2 separate regions of the Homo sapiens genome follow, and region 2 is linked to region 1. Evidence: chromatin loops called from intact Hi-C (ENCODE). Cell type or tissue: PC-3. All regions are shown on one strand. Each heading gives the region's core, and the rest is flanking DNA. Links, peaks and the distances in the headings are about the cores only.

Evidence for each region. Hi-C counts contacts between places; a loop is a spot of excess contacts. Peaks named below come from ENCODE experiments on the same cell type or tissue, not always from the same donor. Only the 100,000 strongest peaks of a DNase experiment are listed, where the experiment ranks them.
Region 2: a loop joins it to region 1, with 7 times the contacts of the local background. A loop is called at or near these places in 101 of 110 quality-filtered maps.

Annotation. Positions count from the first base shown.
Region 1 is chr9:114,903,601-114,911,939 of GRCh38, forward strand. TNFSF8 (TNF superfamily member 8) reads right to left here. Exons shown (of 4, transcript NM_001244.4): 3 at 2,228-2,299; 4 at 1-725. The coding sequence ends at 331. Among named protein-coding and RNA genes, the nearest start is that of TNFSF8, 23 kb to the right of the region's middle. RefSeq lists enhancers at 3,746-4,368, 4,369-4,990. In PC-3, for the core only: CTCF peaks have their summits at 3,575 (motif pointing left), 7,796 (motif pointing left) and 8,000; DNase peaks (open chromatin) are centred at 3,541, 4,711, 5,461 and 7,771; H3K4me3 peaks cover 906 bases; H3K27ac peaks cover 3,513 bases.
Region 2 is chr9:114,739,874-114,748,212 of GRCh38, forward strand. No RefSeq gene overlaps it. Among named protein-coding and RNA genes, the nearest start is that of TEX48, 62 kb to the left of the region's middle. In PC-3, for the core only: no CTCF peak of the experiment used is centred there; a DNase peak (open chromatin) is centred at 5,788; H3K27ac peaks cover 1,241 bases.

The sequences.
Region 1 (8,339 bases), core at 1-8,000:
TGGAGGCTCTCAAAACAGAAGAAATAGATCAAGACCATACAGTGAATTAGAGGTTGGGCTGGGACATCCATTCATCCCTTCTGATTCTGTGTGGGGCTCTGCCCACCACACTACATTGCTTCCCTGCCTGCTATCTGAAAGATACTTCACTAAAAACTCTCTTTTTAACCCTGGAGCTGTATCTTTCCAAGAGACAGAAGGAGAAGTATACTATTTAATACCCTGTGTAGTTTGTCTTGGTCTAAAGTTTTCTTTTTGCCCAAGTGTTTGGAGGGATGAAATACTGTATGGTAGAGAGGCGCTTTCTTCCTGAAGGCCAAGAGAAACTGTTCAGTCTGAATTACTGTATAAGAAGATGGACAACACATTCTCAAGAGGAAAGGTGCTTGTATCTATGTACTGGAATGTATCCACATTGACTGATATGGTGGTGTTGACCTGCAGGTAATCCAGCAAGAATTGAGAGAGATTCTGGTATACGTGTTTCGTTTGCATTCCAGACTCACACACTGTCACCAGGGCCTGTTTTTTGATATGCTTGTTGATGAGAAGCTCCAACTTCAGATCGACAGAATTATTTGGGCATTGTACAAGAAACTGCAGTTGGCAAATGATGAAGTACAAACCAGGGAATTGGATCACCAGATTCCCATCCTGATATCTGACTCCATGGAGAATGCCATCTTTGTTCCAAGACAACTTGGTTTTGTTTAGATGCTTTGCCACTAGAAAGAGAAGTATAGAAAACAGAATTATTGAGAAGATTGTAGGTACGCATTGCAAAATTCTAAGTCTTTGTTCAAAGTTTCCCATTCAAGACCCATGTTTTCTGTAATGTTCCAATCATCTGAATATCTTCCATGTTACTCCCTCTAGAGTCTACTTATTACTCAAGGCACAGGTATAAAACCACCCCTCTTCCTTTTCTTCAATGCTGAAAGCTGGAGGTTCAGAACACACATGGTACTTTACTTCTACCTCCTATAGAATGGTTTTCCACTGAATCATTATCATATTATATTATTCTATGATGAATATGATGAACTTTCCCTTTTCAGACTATAAGCTCCTGGACTCTGTTCTCCACAAGATTGGAACTATTATGTTCATTTATCATGAATGGTCATTGCAAAAGGTATCAGAGATAGGAAATTCAATAATATTGAGTTTGATAGGCATTGCAGAAAGTACAAGGTAGGACATTCAATAATATTATTCAGTTAATATCCAATTTAGGTTTGAAGATGTCCAGGAGAATCGCCATTAATTTTCACATTAAGATGTATCCTCTAACGGTTCATTGTCTGAATTTTTGAATGCCTTTTTCCCTTCAAAGGGCAGCCAAAAATAATTGTGCAGGTCCCCCATGTGCTTATTAAGGGGCTCTTGCCATCTGGGATTTATTGAAAAGCAGAGAATTAGCAGACCCTCTAAGCTGACAAGTTTGTGTTGGAAGGTGAGTCTCTAAGTCCTAACACGTGAAAATTAGCACTGACTGGTAAGGGTGACTTTCAGGGCCAGGAAGCTGGCATGCTAGTTTTAATTGCTTCCATGCTTTCCCTTTAAACCTCGTTGCAATTCAACTGAAGAGTGAGAACTAATCTAACTGCAAAATTGAATTTTTAAAATGAGCAGGATGGCTATTCAGAGAATCTTGGCCATCTCTTTCTCACTCTGCAGTCTAAAGTGCCTCTTATTGCTTCATTTGTAAGGGGCCTCTTACCTGAAGCACACTGCAATATGCAAATCGGCCCTGTGCTGACATGTTCATTAAGCTGTCAATCTGGGGACAAGGCAATTTTATGGTTCCCTTGTGAATAACTTCATAGAGGCAGAGATTAAGTGCCTGCCTCCCTTGCATTAGGAAAAGGACTGTGTACTTTGCTGAAATTGGTAGGTAGCTGAATAAGGAGGGGTGAGGGGTGAGGGGTGGGGCTGGTGGTGGCAGTGGTGGTGGGGACCATGAATGCCCACAGAGGCCAGGTAGGCAACATAAAGGAGTGAATGGGACTGAGGAAAGAGAAGCCTTGTAGCTTTGGAGAATGACGCTCTCCCCGCTAAGACATTCAAATTCAAATTACAAAAAAATTTCCTGCAGACTAAACAGTACACATCTGCAGGTCACATTTGGCCATGGGACTCTAATTATGACTTCTGGCTTAAAAGTTGCTGAAAAGCCACAGAAGCGGTTTTCATATGTTTAGGTTTCCTGGGCTTGGTTACTGACCTTGGAGGTAGGCCCATGACTTCTTGAATGGAGCCCTTTTCAGGATACATAAGAGGTCTTCTGAGCAATTTCCTAAAAATAAGGAGACGATGCATTAAAATGTCTTTTGCCGTTTTGGGATCTGGAAATACCTGATCTTTTTCTACAACACTTTGATGGAGACAATTACCGTTCTGTTTTCCATTTTCAGAATAAGGAGAAAAGCTCTTTATTTCTCATTTTGCCATCAGGTATTTTAGGATTTTAATTTTTTAAATTTATTTTTATTGATTGCTTCCACTTGGACTTTTATGGAAGACTGTGGAAATCAGGGAAGGAAACAAATATGACATCCATTCCTATAATGTGTCAGGGGCCATTTTTTGGCACTATACGTATTTCATCTCCTTAATCTTTGCAGCAACTCTGTGAGAGGGGTATTATTAAGCCCCTTTTACAGATGGGAAAAAAATCTGGGGGCCACGCAGGTGAAATACATTGTTTCGTGGTGCCTTGCCAGGCAGTGGTAGTGAGAATGATAATACTGATAGTAAATACTGTCAACTTATCTACCACACACCAGAAACTAGTCTGGGTACTTTTACAGCTGGGTAATATATCAGCTAATCTAGTTCTCAGACTAATCCTGCAGGGTTAACTTTGATGCCTAGAGGTGGTCAATACCATCGCCTAAGTTCAGACAAGTTTGTGTAAATGCTGGAATTGCCCATGGCTAATTCCAGAGGCCAGGTTTCCTGTTCTAGGCTATTTTGCTAGACAACGAAGATAAAAACATCTTGGTGTTCAATTTTAAGAGGACACAGGGTTAAAGAAATCTTAACAGAAGTCCTGCTATTTGGAGCTTCCTTGGCAGAGGCAAACATAATATTATGTTATTATGGTATTTAAGAAATAAAAATATTTTTCATATATTCACTAGTGATGGTGGCTTAGCTTTTTTTTATTACAGTAACTACTTAATATTTTGTATGCAAAGATTCAAGTTATACATTTCCTGCAATGACACTTGAATTCAACTTATTCAGAGCTAATCTCTTCTTTGATCCTTGGTTTCCCCATGTGTAAAACTGGACAATCTTTGACCTGACATGGACATCTTCTCAAAGATGTCACCAGAGATGACCATGTAGTCCATCCATCAGACGGTAGGCAGCCAACGGCCCATTCAATGGAGCAGCCACACCCTGGGATATTTGCTCACTGCATTGCCGAGTAGTACCTGCTGGGCTCACAACCTTTCCCATTGCAGTCTCTGCCCAGCCCTGAGAAAGTCCCTCCTGGCCATCCTCATAGCTTCATGGGGGCTTTGGAGTGGTTGAAAGTTAAATGAAGAGTTCCCTCTGCTGTCTGAACAAGCTCACTGCGAGAGGCACTCCGGGCAGAAGCAGGGGCAGTTTTCCTCCTTATCTGCTGCATCCACATAGAGCTTCTGGTCCAAAGCTCTCTTGGTGGTGAGAGCCAGTGGGTCAGCTGTCATCCCCTTGGTTTCATCCTCATGCATCCTCTGATCAGTGCTCTGGTCCTGCCTGTTGCAGCCCACAGCCCACACTCTTGGGGTTTGTAGTCAGAACCCCAACACTAATGGCTGCTTATGCTCCTAATGGACTGTGACTATGGTTAGAGAGTCCTCCTGGCGTAGCCTCCTACTCTAAGCTGCAGAACATCAAGCCAGGGAGACAGACCTGGCTGTCTGTTTGCATGGAAGCCCTTTCTGACTCCTTTCGCCTGCAGGATCAGGCCCAAGCTCCTCAGCATGGCTTTCATGGTCCCCATTGTTCTGACTCCTACTGAACTCTCTGGTCTCACCCCTCACCTTCCCTCCTCCCCTTTCCCTTTATGTTCCAATAGTAATAATAACGAGGAGGAACAGTGATAATAATATGAATGGTCATAACTAATACATGTTGAGTGATAGCCATTTTCCAGGTACTCTGCTAAGTATGCTACATGCATTATTTCATTTAATTCTCACAATAACACGATAAGAGAGGTACCATAATTAAGTCTATCTTGTACATAAGGAAATGGACCCTTTTAAAGGTTAACTGACTTGTTCACATTCACACAGGTAGTCAGGGGTGGAGTAGAGATCCAAACTCAGGCTGCCTGACCGCTGCCCGAATGGATTCCTGACTGCTGTCCGGGAGTTTGGGGCTTTGCAGTCCCCCTAAACATACCATTTAGGAATGTTGATTTATCATTACACCTTGGCACTTGCTGGGCTCTCTACCTGGACTGCCTCCTTCACCAGGCAAGTTTTTCCTTGTTTGAAACACAGCCTAGCAGTCAGCTCCTCCAGGATACTTCCTTTGCCTATTTGCCCATTCTATCAGACAGTGAACCCTCAGGGCAGAGACTCCTGTTTATAAACCCCCACTGCCCAGTCTAGCAGATGCTCTGTAAATATTTGTTGAATTGAATCACCTAGTTCATCTTTCTTGTTTCCCTCTGTGGATACAGAGTAAGTACTTAGGACAACAGTGAGGTGAATCAGGACGCTTGGCTTGCCTTTTGCCTGAGGGCTAGAATAACACAGGGCCTCATTCTCCCACTGGCATTGCAGGTCAGGCTAGATTAGATGGGAAGATAAGATTCATGCCTTGGGCTGAGGCCAGCACAAAACATCAAGAACAGGCTCTGCTCATTGGCCGAAAGCCCTCTTACACTGTTCTCCTTACCCCTTATGGCAGGTGAGCCTCTGTAAACAGGTGGCTGGAGAAGTGCAAGCCCAGGCTTGCCTCTCACACGTTCTGGTTCTTTTGTTGTTTTTTCCCCTTTGGGTTGACCTCAGTTGTAATTCTGAGAAACCCGAGGATGGAAAAAAAAAACACCTTATTTTGAAACATTTGCATTTCCTGAAGTCAAATGGCATGGTATATTTTAGTTTTTCTTTAAAAATCATTTAGATGGTTTCTAGCTAAAGGGAAAAACACAGGCAGCCCTTTTAGGAATGATGTTGCCAGAGCTGGTTCAGAAAGGGGCTAAAAGCAGGACACTAGAGGAGCTATTGAGGGAATGGGCTGTTAAACTTGGAGAAGACCCCAGAGAAGGGCACAGCCTCTGTCCTTTAATGCTTGATGAGGCTGTCGGCACACCGTGGGGCCCAAGCACTAAACCTCCAAGTGGAAGAGGAAGGAGATGAAGCCCTCAGCTAAGAGCTAACACTGCTCTAATCCCCATTTCTCAGATGCAGCAATGGAAAGACGTACACTAAAAACACCTATGTCACACTGTGAGTCACAGTGCTGGCAGCTCACAGAGTTGACCAGTCAGTGCTGCTCAAAAAAGAGGTGGGCTGCTTTGGAGGTCATGAGGCTCTTATCAAGAGCTAGATGAACATTTCATGGGTCATCAGCCGTGTGGCCTGAGTCTTCTCATCACCCTGTGAGTCTATGATATAACTTTCTTTTTTGGTTAGGAAGACAGAAAAACGTGACTTATAAATAGTGGCATTACATGCAGCTGAAATTCTGCAATGTCCCTGGAATTCTGAAGGCTGGGAGCAGAGGGAGCAAAAAGTGATGCCTGGAGAGGTTTAGTTTGAAGAACAGAGCATCAGAGTGGGGGAAGTGAGAACTGTCTGCAAGTCACGGCTGAGTTGATGACCTGGGAGTTAGAATCCTGGGATTTCTCCTCTCTGGGCTCTAGTGTCCCTATTAGGTTTGTGCAAAAGTAATTGTGGTTTTGGCATTAAAAGCAATAACAAAAACTGCAATTACTTCTGCACCAACATAATAGATGAAGAGCAGTGTGGATTTGATGATCTGTCTTAAAGGGCCTACCTAGCTTATTTCAGCAGGCTGTATAGACTCAGCCATCCCCTATCAGACCTGCTGGTGGTGGGGGTGGGAAGGTTTGGGATGGGGAGTCGGTCCCAGCTGCACCTGTCTATCTTTATGGGCATGTTGCATTACCCAAGGTAGGAGACTGTGTCTTCACACATTCAGGTTTTCAGACACCTGCAGTAGTAGAACAGAATATTTTAGCTCTGAGGACAATCTAAGTTATGAATAGTCTGGTTCTGTAAGGATTTGCATAGTTTGGAGAAATGAAAGTTCCCTGAGATGGCCTGGTTCAGGCTTGGTGAACACATAACCCATGTGCTCCTCAATGTTGCCCCTATGGCAGGCTGATCCTAGGTCATCCAGAGAGTTAGTGAGAGAGACAGGACCAGAGACCAGGGCTCCTTACTCTTTCTGTAGGGCAGTCTATCTTTCAGACAACCCTAGCACTGCCTGAACTTCCCTGAGGACCAAAGCTTTCAGATGCATCAGCTTTGTAAATCATCTTTCCAAGCTTTAGCCTCTTCTAGAAGGATCATGGGACTTTCTGTGGTTTTGTTTGAGAGGCTGAAGAGAAAGATGTGCCAACAAAACCCTCCTGGCCAGTTTCACACAGAGGAGAGAGATAGAAAGAGAGGTTGCTCGAGGTGGTGAAAGGAGCATATTCTAGAAGGTCAAGATTATGGAAACCTTAAGACTAGCTCTCACCTTGAGATTTCACAATATTAGACAGAAAGGGTCACTAAATGCCATGCTAACAGAGATCCTAGTTTTAGGAGTGGCGAGACTACCCAGAGAGACTAGGGTCTGGCCCAAGACTCCACAGTAGGTAAATGGTGGAGCTGGGTTCAGAACACAGGGCTTCTGACTTCTAATCCAGGGCTCTTCTCTGACTTTCAGTATTCCTGTGGAATAGGAAGGGTTAAATGCAGGAAGAAGTGGGTTTGCAGCCACTACAGACACTGGAACTGAAAACTGACAAGACAGCTGGAGGTGCTGGGAAAACAAGCACTAATGAGCTCCTGGGTTCCATCTTGTGGGAGAATGCCAGCAGATGACTTCAGGCCCATGTGCTGAACACTGCCAAGTTACAAGTCATGGGCACATAAAGATGCAAATATGCTCAAGGCGGCTCTACCATGGCAAAACAGACCAAGCCAACCATCCCGGCCAGATGGTATGTGGTTTGAGTGCCAGGTACCTTCCAGATGTACAGCACCTTTGATATAAGAACAAGGAAGACACGATGCATCGCAAAAAGAGCACCTGAATTCTGGTCATAGCTTTTAGCTCTGGATCTGTCATTTCCCCTTACTGAGCCTCAGCTGCCACATCCATTAAGTGAGAATTAAAACAATCAACCTAAATGTATGGATGTCATGAAGATGCAATGAGACCGTGGATGTCAAGTGATCAGTGTGGCCTGTGGCTAGAGGAGACACTCAGTAAAGTAGATTCTTTCTGCCTTACTCCTCTTTTCTTTGTTGTTATAGTGGCACAGTTTAGCAATGCCACTTAGCAGAGTGAATTGGCAGATGAAATGCTCATTAAAATGAAGCTCATGACATTATTTGATGGACGGGAGCTTCTCAATTAAGTACCTAAGTGTTTAAGGCTATCTGATGCTTCCAGGAATGTGTGCTGAATCCTCTTTACATTTGTTGAAAAATGTTTTAATCCTTCCAAGAAGGAAAGGGATTATCCTAATGACTCTGCATCTGCCATGCCCTGGCTTCTTCATTCCAGGCTTCAGGGACAATATCCAGGAGAGTCCCAACAGTGACATCTAGAGGACAGTCTCTCCCCTCTGGATAAAATTTGGATTCAAAGTGAGTCCTTAACCTGAGCAAGGGTCATTTCAACTATTAGGTTGGTGCAAAAGTAATTGAGGCTTTTGACCAATTCCTTGATATCACTAAGCCAACTAGTAATAGAGAGATAAACTGCAGGATGGACCATTTGTTAAACAAAGGACCACTAGGTGACCCTGATTTCCAAAAGGATTTGGAGAATGCCCATATGAACACACTTAGTGCTGACTGAGCACATAGGAAGTGATCAGTAAATATAAATTAAGGTCAAGTTGGAATTCCTTTAAATAATTTAAATCCTGCCTCCCCCCGCCCCCTGCCCCACCTACTTTCCTTGGGATGTTAAGGTCTTTTCAGTCCTGACTTGTTGCAGTGTATCTGCAACAGTTAGTAAACCTGTCTGACACTATGGGCATTTCCTTGGAATTCATTTATACTAAACACAGGTTGAATTGACATTACTGTGGGTAAGTAAGAAGCATCTTTAAAGTCTATAATTTAAAAGGAAAGGTGAGTCTG
Region 2 (8,339 bases), core at 266-8,265, 160 kb before region 1:
CTGGGCATGTATCTTATTTAATCCTATGGGATGGGTATGGTTATCCCTAATTTATATATAAGGAATGCAGGCTTGGGGAGTTTGATGACTTGCTCAATGAAACCCACCTCTCTCTGACTTCAAAATCTAGGCTCCAACAGAACAAGAGAATATGGACTTTGGGTTGAAACTAGGAACCACCACTAGTCCCCAAAGGGCAAATTCAAGGGAGGAGGGACTTTCTCTGTGTTTCTTACTGCCTTTGTAACTCTTTTATTGTCTAGTAATTTGGAAGAAGAGGAGCACAAAGGAATGTTAAATTCTAATTTTCTATTATTATTTTTTGCCTCTGGTTCTTCTGATCAGTAGAAATAGCTGCAAAGGAAGGGAGTCTTTCCCATATGATGCTTTGTGGGCATTACTTGGATCTCTCTTTGAATAAAAAATTGTTGGACTTGGAAGAGACCATGACATAGATTTATTCAATCTTGTTAGTTTATGAACTGGGAAACTGATTAGAAAACTACTTGCCCAAAGTCATATACTGTAATAAGATAATGGCTTTCATGCATTCAACAAATGTTCAATGAGTTGCCTACTACTTGCCAGTAAATGGACACAGTGTAAGATAGACAACTTCTCTGTTGCCATGAAGCTTTATATAAACAGAGATCCTAGAGGTAGCTTCACTTGTAGTTCTCCAACCTTCAAATAATCTGAAACAAAAATACTTTTCGCTCTTGGCTAGCCACATGTAGAAGAATGAAATTGGATCCTCATCTTATACAAAAATCAACTCAAGATGGATTAAGAATTTAAACCTAAGACCTGGAACTATAAAAATTCTAGAAGATAACATTGGAAAAACCCTCCTAGACACTGGCTTAGGCAAGGATTTTGTGACCAAGAACCTGCAAGCAAATGCAATAAAAACAAAGATAAATAGTTGGGACCTAATTAAACTAAAGAGCTTTTGCAAGGCAAAAGGAACAGTCAGCAGACTAAACAGAAAACCCACAGAATGGGAGAAAATCTTCACAATCTGCGCATCTCACAAAGGACTAATATCCAGAATCTACAACAAACTCAAATCAGTAAGAAAAAAACAGACAATCCCATCAAAAAGTGGGCTAAGGACATGAATAGACAACTGTCAAGATATACAAATGGCCAACGAACATATGAAAAAATGCACAACATCACTAATGATCAGAGAAATGCAAATCAAAACCACAATGCGATACCACCTTACTCCTGCAAGAATGGCCATAATAAAAAAAGCAAAAAACAGTAGATGTTGGCATGGATGCGGTGATCAGGGGACACTTGTGCACTGCTGATGGGAATGTAAGCTAGTACAGCCTCTATGGAAAACACTGTGGAGATTCCTTGAAGAACTAAAAGTGGAACTACCATTTGATCCAGCAATCCCACTACTGGGTATCGACCCAGAGGAAAAGAAGTCATTATTTGGAAAAGATACTTGCACATGCATGTTTATAGCAGCACAATTCATGATTGCAAAATCGTGGAACCAACTCAAATGCCCATCAATCAACAAGTTGATAAAGAAACTGTGGTATATATAGATGATGGAATACTACTCAGTCATAAAAAGAAATGAAAAAAGGCCACTGCATTTGCAGTGACCTGGATGAGACTGGAGACTATTATTCCAAGTGAAGTAACTCAGGAATGGAAAACCAAACATCGTATGTTCTTACTGATATGTGGGAGCTAAGCTATGAGGACACAAAGGCATAAGAATGATACAATGGACTCTGAGGACTTAGGGGGAAGAGTGGGAAGGGGGTGAGGGATAAAAGACTACAAATAGGGTGCAGTGTGTACTGCCTGGCTGATGGGTGCACCAAAATCTCACAAATCACCATGAAAGAACTTACTCTTGTAACCAAATACCACCTGTACTCCAATAACTTATGGAAAAATGAAATAAAAAAATAAAATTTAAAGTAAAAAACACTTTTGGCTCTTTTTCTTAATTTTTTTTAAACAATAAAGATAAAATGACAATTTTATCCAATGGCAGATAAATAGAAAAAAGTTTAACTATATTAGTTATCAAAAAATACAAACAAACCTTTTTTCCTTATCGATTTGCAAATATTTAGAAAAAAAAGACTGCCCAATGACGATGAAAGAATGTGGAATTCCACCGTCTCATACACTATTGACATAAATATAAATTAGCTTTTGTGAAGGAAAAAATTTGCAATATGTATCAAAACATTCTTGACCCAGAATTTACTTCTTAGATTATCTCCTGGAAAAATAACTCTGAATGTGTATGAAGATACATCAAATAAGGATCACAGTGTGATGTATAATAAACAGCAAAATCTGGCAATAATCTAAATGTTCAACATCTGATTGATTATATAATGTATGCTACAGCCACTCTATTGGTCAGGATTAGATTTGGCCATGTGTAACAGAAAATCCTAAATAACAGTAACTTAAACATAAATGGATTTGCCCTTTTCTACCTAAACAAAATCTGGAGGTAGGTAGTTTGGGTCACAAAGTTATTTAGAACTCAGGTTCCTTCTGTGTTTTCACTATTGCTATTCTTCGTGCAAGTTCAAGCTGTCTGCTAGAGCTACAGCTATTGTGTTCACATTCAATATGGAAGAGAGGAATGGCAACGTGCACAGCTTATTGGCCAGACCTTGATAATATGTATCTGCAAAGAGACTTGGAAAGGTAGATCTTTAGCTGGACACATTGCCTACAGCTTTGGCATAAGGAACAGAAAGAAATGAGAGAGAATGGGCATTGGATAGGCCTATGGTCTTCAAAAAACCTTGCTCACATGTTCCTGAAAAGGATTTTGAGTCTGGTCATGGTGGCTCATGACTGTAATCCCAGAACTTTGGGGGGCCGGGGTCAGGACTTTGAGACCAGCCTGGCCAACATGGTGAAACCCTGTCTCTACTTAAGATACAAAAATTAGCCAGGCATGGTGGCATGCACCTGTAGTCCCAGCTACTATGGAGGCTGAGGCATGATAGTTGCTTGAACCCAGGAGGCAGAGGTTGCAGTGAGCCCATATCAGGTCACTGCACTCCAGCCTGGGCGACAGAGCAAGACTGTCTCAAAAAAAAAAAAAAAAAAAAAAAATTTTGAAAAATTATCTACCATTTTGTACTTCTTTAAATTGTTCCTGATTTTTTTTTAAAATCACAGGTGTACATGAATATGAAGAATACAACTTCTGGCCCATTGTAAATATTGACATAAAAAATAAAGCTGTTGCATCATCTCTTAAAATACACCCAATGGAATGTAAATACCATTGTGATGTAATAGCCACCATCCTCCACCTAAAACATAACTCAAACTGTTGGCAAATCTCTATTTTTCTTTTTTCTCATTCTACTTCTTCTACAGACTTTTTCCTAATATAGTATATATTTTTCTGTTTGAAAGTTTTTTGAATTGACCACCTTATACCTTTCCGCCACAACAATATATATAGAAATATAAATTTTAACTTCATGTGGCTTTAAGATTTTAAAAGTATTAAAATATTTCTTTGGATTATCATTACAATTATTAATACTAGGTGGGGAGCAGTGGCTTATGCCTGTAAATCCCAGCGTTTTGGGAGGCTGAGGCGGGAGGATCGCTTGAGCTCAGAAGTTCAAGACCAGCCTGGGCAACATAGTGAGACACTGTCTCTACAAGAAATTTTTGAAAAAATTAGCCAGGCATGGCAGTGCATGCCTGTGGTCCCAGCTGCTTGTGGGGCTGAGGTAGAATTGCTTGAGCCTGGCAAGTCAAGGCTGTGGTGAGCTATGATTGTGCCACTGCACTCCAGCTCCTGGAGGGTATGGTATCTGCATAAACTATTTGGTATTTTTTTTGGTATAGCAGATTTGTCTCTTCTCCTTTTGTTAACTTAGTCACTCTTTTTTGTTTATATCAACACAGACTCATGGATATTTATTTTATACTTTGGGCCATAATCCAATACTATCTTATTGATTTGGTTGCTCAAATGGTTCCAGCTTTGGCCATTGGATGATCTTTTAATTGGCTACTGGGTCCCTTGGAAATAATCCCATCATTTTGTCTTTTGAGCATTTTCTTACTTTTTAGCATGAGAGGCCATTTCTTTTTTTTTCTTTTTTCTTCAACCTTTATTTTATTTATTATTATTATTATTTTATTTTATTTTTGAGACAGTCTCACTCTATCGCCCAGGCTGGGGTGTAGTGGTGCAATCTTGGCTCACTGCAACTTACGTCTCCTAGGTTCAAGCAATTCTTGTGCCTCAGCCTCCAGAGTAGCTGGGATTACGGGTGAGCACCACCACGCCAGGCTAATTTTTTTTTTTTTGTATTTTTGGTAGAGATAGGGTCTCACCATGTTGGCCATGGCTGGTCTCTAAATCCTGGCCTCAAGTGATCTGCCCGCCTTGGCTTCCCAAAGTGCTGGGATTACAGGTGTGAGCCACCGTTCCTGGCCTTCAACTTTTATTTTAGTTTCAGGGGTACATGTGCAGGTTTGTTACATGGGTATATTGTTACATGGGCAGGTTTGGGGTAGATTGATCCTGTCACCCAGGTATAAGCATAGTACCCGAGAGGTAGTTTCTCAGCCTTTGCTTCCCTTTATTCCTCCTCCCTCTTATGGTCTCCACTGTCTATCTTTCCCATCTTTGTATCCATGTGTACCCAATGTTTAGCTCCCACTTACAAGTGAGAATATGTGGCATTTGGTTTTCTGCTTCTGTGTTAGTTTGCCTAGGATAATGAGATGTCATTTCAGATCACTAAATTAAAATAGCACTTCATCTCCAACCAATCCCTCTCTATGACACAACCTTTAAGATATTTTTATGGAATGAATCACTATAAAAATTATCTTTTTTAAATTTTAAATTTTGTGGGTTCATACTAGGTATATAGATTTATGAGGTACATGAAATGTTTTGATATAGGCATGCAATGCATAATAATCACATCTTGGAGAATAGAGTATCCATCCCCTGAAGCATTTATCCTTTGTGTTACAAACAATCCAATTATACCCTTTTAGTTATTTTAAAATGTACAATTAAGTTATCATTGACTATAGTCACCCTGTTGTACTATCAAACAGTAGGTCTTATTTATTCTATATTTTTTTGTACCCATTAATTATCCTCACTTTCCCCCCAACCTCCACTACCCTTCCCAGCCTCTGGTAACCATCCTTCTACTCTCTATGTCCATGAATTCAATTGTTTTGATTTTAGATCCCACAAGTAAGTGAGAACATGTGACATTTATCTTTCCCTGCTGGCTTATTTAACTTAACATAATGACCTCCAATTCCATCCATGTTGTTGCAAATGACAGAATCTCATTCTTTTTTAATGGCTGAATATACTCCATTGTGTATATGTGCCACATTGTCTTTATCCATTCATCTGTTGATGGACTCTTGGCTTGCTTACAAATCTTGGCTATTGTGAATGGTGCTGTAACAAACATGGGAGGGCAAATATCACTTCGATATCCTGATTTCCTTTCTTTGGGTATATACCCAGCAGTGAGACAGCTGGAACATACAGTAGCTCTATTTTTAGTTTTTTTGAGGAACCTCTGAACTGTTCTCCATAGTGGTTGTACTAATTTACATTCCCACTAACAGTGTACAAGGGTTCCCTTTTCTCCACGTCCTTGCCAACATTCGTTATTGCCTGCTTTGGATCTAAGCCATTTGAACTGTGTACAATTATGTTTTTTGGAGATGGGTGGAGTAGAGGAATGTTATTTTTTGGTGACTAAACCATGTATTTTTGTCAGCGATTACTCTCGCTTCCTAGTGGTCCAGTAGCTCCTATGTAAATAGTCAAATTCAGCCAACTTAGACCACAGAGCCTCCTGTGCCATGTAAAGAGGATTCTCCTCTACTGAGACAACAAGACCATGAGGAGCAAGGCGGATGTCACATTAGAGATGTTCTGATTGGGCTGGGAGAGGAAGGGGAAAACCTTGTTAGGGTGAGGGTCAGAGGATGCAAAGACTCAGATGTGTGTGTCCCATTCTGACCCTGCTTGTCTGGACTAATATCTGGAAGGGGAGGCCTTCCTCAAGATGAAGGGAGCACCCAAGCAGAGGAGGTTTGTGCTGGGTCGCTGGAGGATGCTTCTTTGCTGGGTCACTCATGTCAATTAGGGAGAGGAGGGTGGTGCAGAGAAGAGGCAGCACTTTCAGAAGCACAGAGGCAGAGCTGCAGAGCCAGATGTGGTACCACTTGTTGGGCGGGGAGCAGTCTTGGTCCTGGCTGCTCCTCCATGGAGTGAGAAGCATCCAGACAATTCCTGCATCCATCCTGGGGGCACTCTTCCTGGGGAGGAGATTGTGGCAGAGGCTTAGCATGGGTACCCTTCTCATAGGCCCAGTGGAGTATGTGACTGAGGCCCAGCAGAACCTTCAGGGCTAGCCAGAGCTGAGGCGGGGCTGAGTCACCCAGGGAGGACAACACAGGTCCATATCAGGCCTGGCATCTGTCAGTCATGTGTGAGGACCCAGAGGCCAGAGCATAGATCAGAGGCCCCATCTTTTAATATCATAGTGACACCACACCAGTCTCCTTACTCACCCAGAACAGAGAAAAAGAAAAGGTGAGGCTTTACCCAAAAGAACCTGAGATGAAAGAGACTATTGCACATGGAAATTACTGAGATAACTGTTAATTGGCAAATTGAAGTTTCCCTCTCTGTTTTCTTTACTGGTGAATCCCCAGACATTAGAACTGTGCTTGGCACAGAGAAGGCATCCAATAAATGTTTGAATGAATGAACCACAGAGACAATAACCCACTTCAGGAGGCCAGACTGGGGGAAGAAAGGCAATGCAATCCCATTCCATCTGGTTTTAAAAAATTGTTCTCCAGACCTTTATCCAAACTCCTCCTTCTCCTGCTATAAAACAAATGTTCCCGTGGCTAGCAATGAATACAAACAGATGTCGTGGAACAGTGATGGTGATTGCAAGAGAGAGGGGAGGATGCAGGCTTTGTGTCTCTAGGAGCATCTAGATGCCAGCTCAGCTTTTAAAAAGGCTTTTTCTGTGCTTTTCTTTATTTGTCATAGTTCTAATAATTCACAAGTGTTGATTTTGAATTCAGCAAAGGGAAATCTATTCAAACTGCTTTTGACAGCCTTTGGCATCCATTGTTTGGGATTGTTTTGTTTGTTTGTTTTTTTCTGTTTAAATATCAGGAGGTGGTATAGTACAACAGCTAAGAGGGTGAACTCTGGAGTCAGAGTGCCTGATGTCAAATCCCAGACTGACATTTGCTAGCTTTGTGACCTCTGGGAAACTAATCCTCTTTAAGCCTTAGCTTATTGACTGAGCTCCACTTGTCTCTTAGACACTGGTCCAATTTTTTTCATCCATTCTTGTTACTTTCTATGCTTCTATTTGCATATTTTCTATTGACTTGTCTTCTCCTATGTCTAGTCTGCTGTTAATGTATCCATGGTTTTAATTCAAACATATTTTTCAGTTCTAGAAAGTCTACTTGATTCTTTTTCATAAATTCTGACTCTCTTGAAATTCCTTTCTTTCCCACTATTCTAACTTCTATTTTCTTGACTATATTAAAATAGTCATTTTAGAGTCTCCATCTAATAAATCTGAGATTATCTGAATCATCTTTGAGTCTGTTTCGGTTGTCTATTTTAAATTTTCATCATACCTCATAATTTTGGAACAGATGCTAGATATAGTGGATGAAAAATTGTAGAGGTTCTGCATGATGTTATCTTTTTCCAAAGATCGTTAAGTTTTCTTCTGAAAGGCAGATAAAGCACTGGCAGATCACCTTGAAATTGTCAAAAGCCTGATTTTAATCTTTATTAGAGTCAGTCTATTTCAAGGTTTCTCTTACCCCTAGCGTACAGCCTTTACTGTTAGTGCATGGTCATTTATTCTAATGGATGGTCTTTTGGGAGACTCAATTGAAAATCTAGGGTATTTACCAAGGTCTTTCACCTTGGCGGGGCTTGAATTTCAACCTTAGTCTCCTAACACCTTGGAGTTGCTGAAGGTTGTTCTTGTCCCTTTAGCTTTTAAGCTGCTTTTTCTGCTGGGTTTCTTGGAGTCTTGGCCTGTGATTAAGCATTTTGGGAGTTGGCCATGTGTGGATTATATGCAGAATTTAGGAGTCTTTCTCTGTATTTTCCTGTCTCCCTCAAGTTCTCACCATTTCAGCAGCCCTGAATTCCAACATCTACCCCTTTGGCCCACTGAGACTGCTGCTTTCTGTCTGGGTTCTAGTCTTCTACACAGTGATTTGGAAAATGCCCTCATAAAATACACTAGGGAGAATGTAAAATTTGC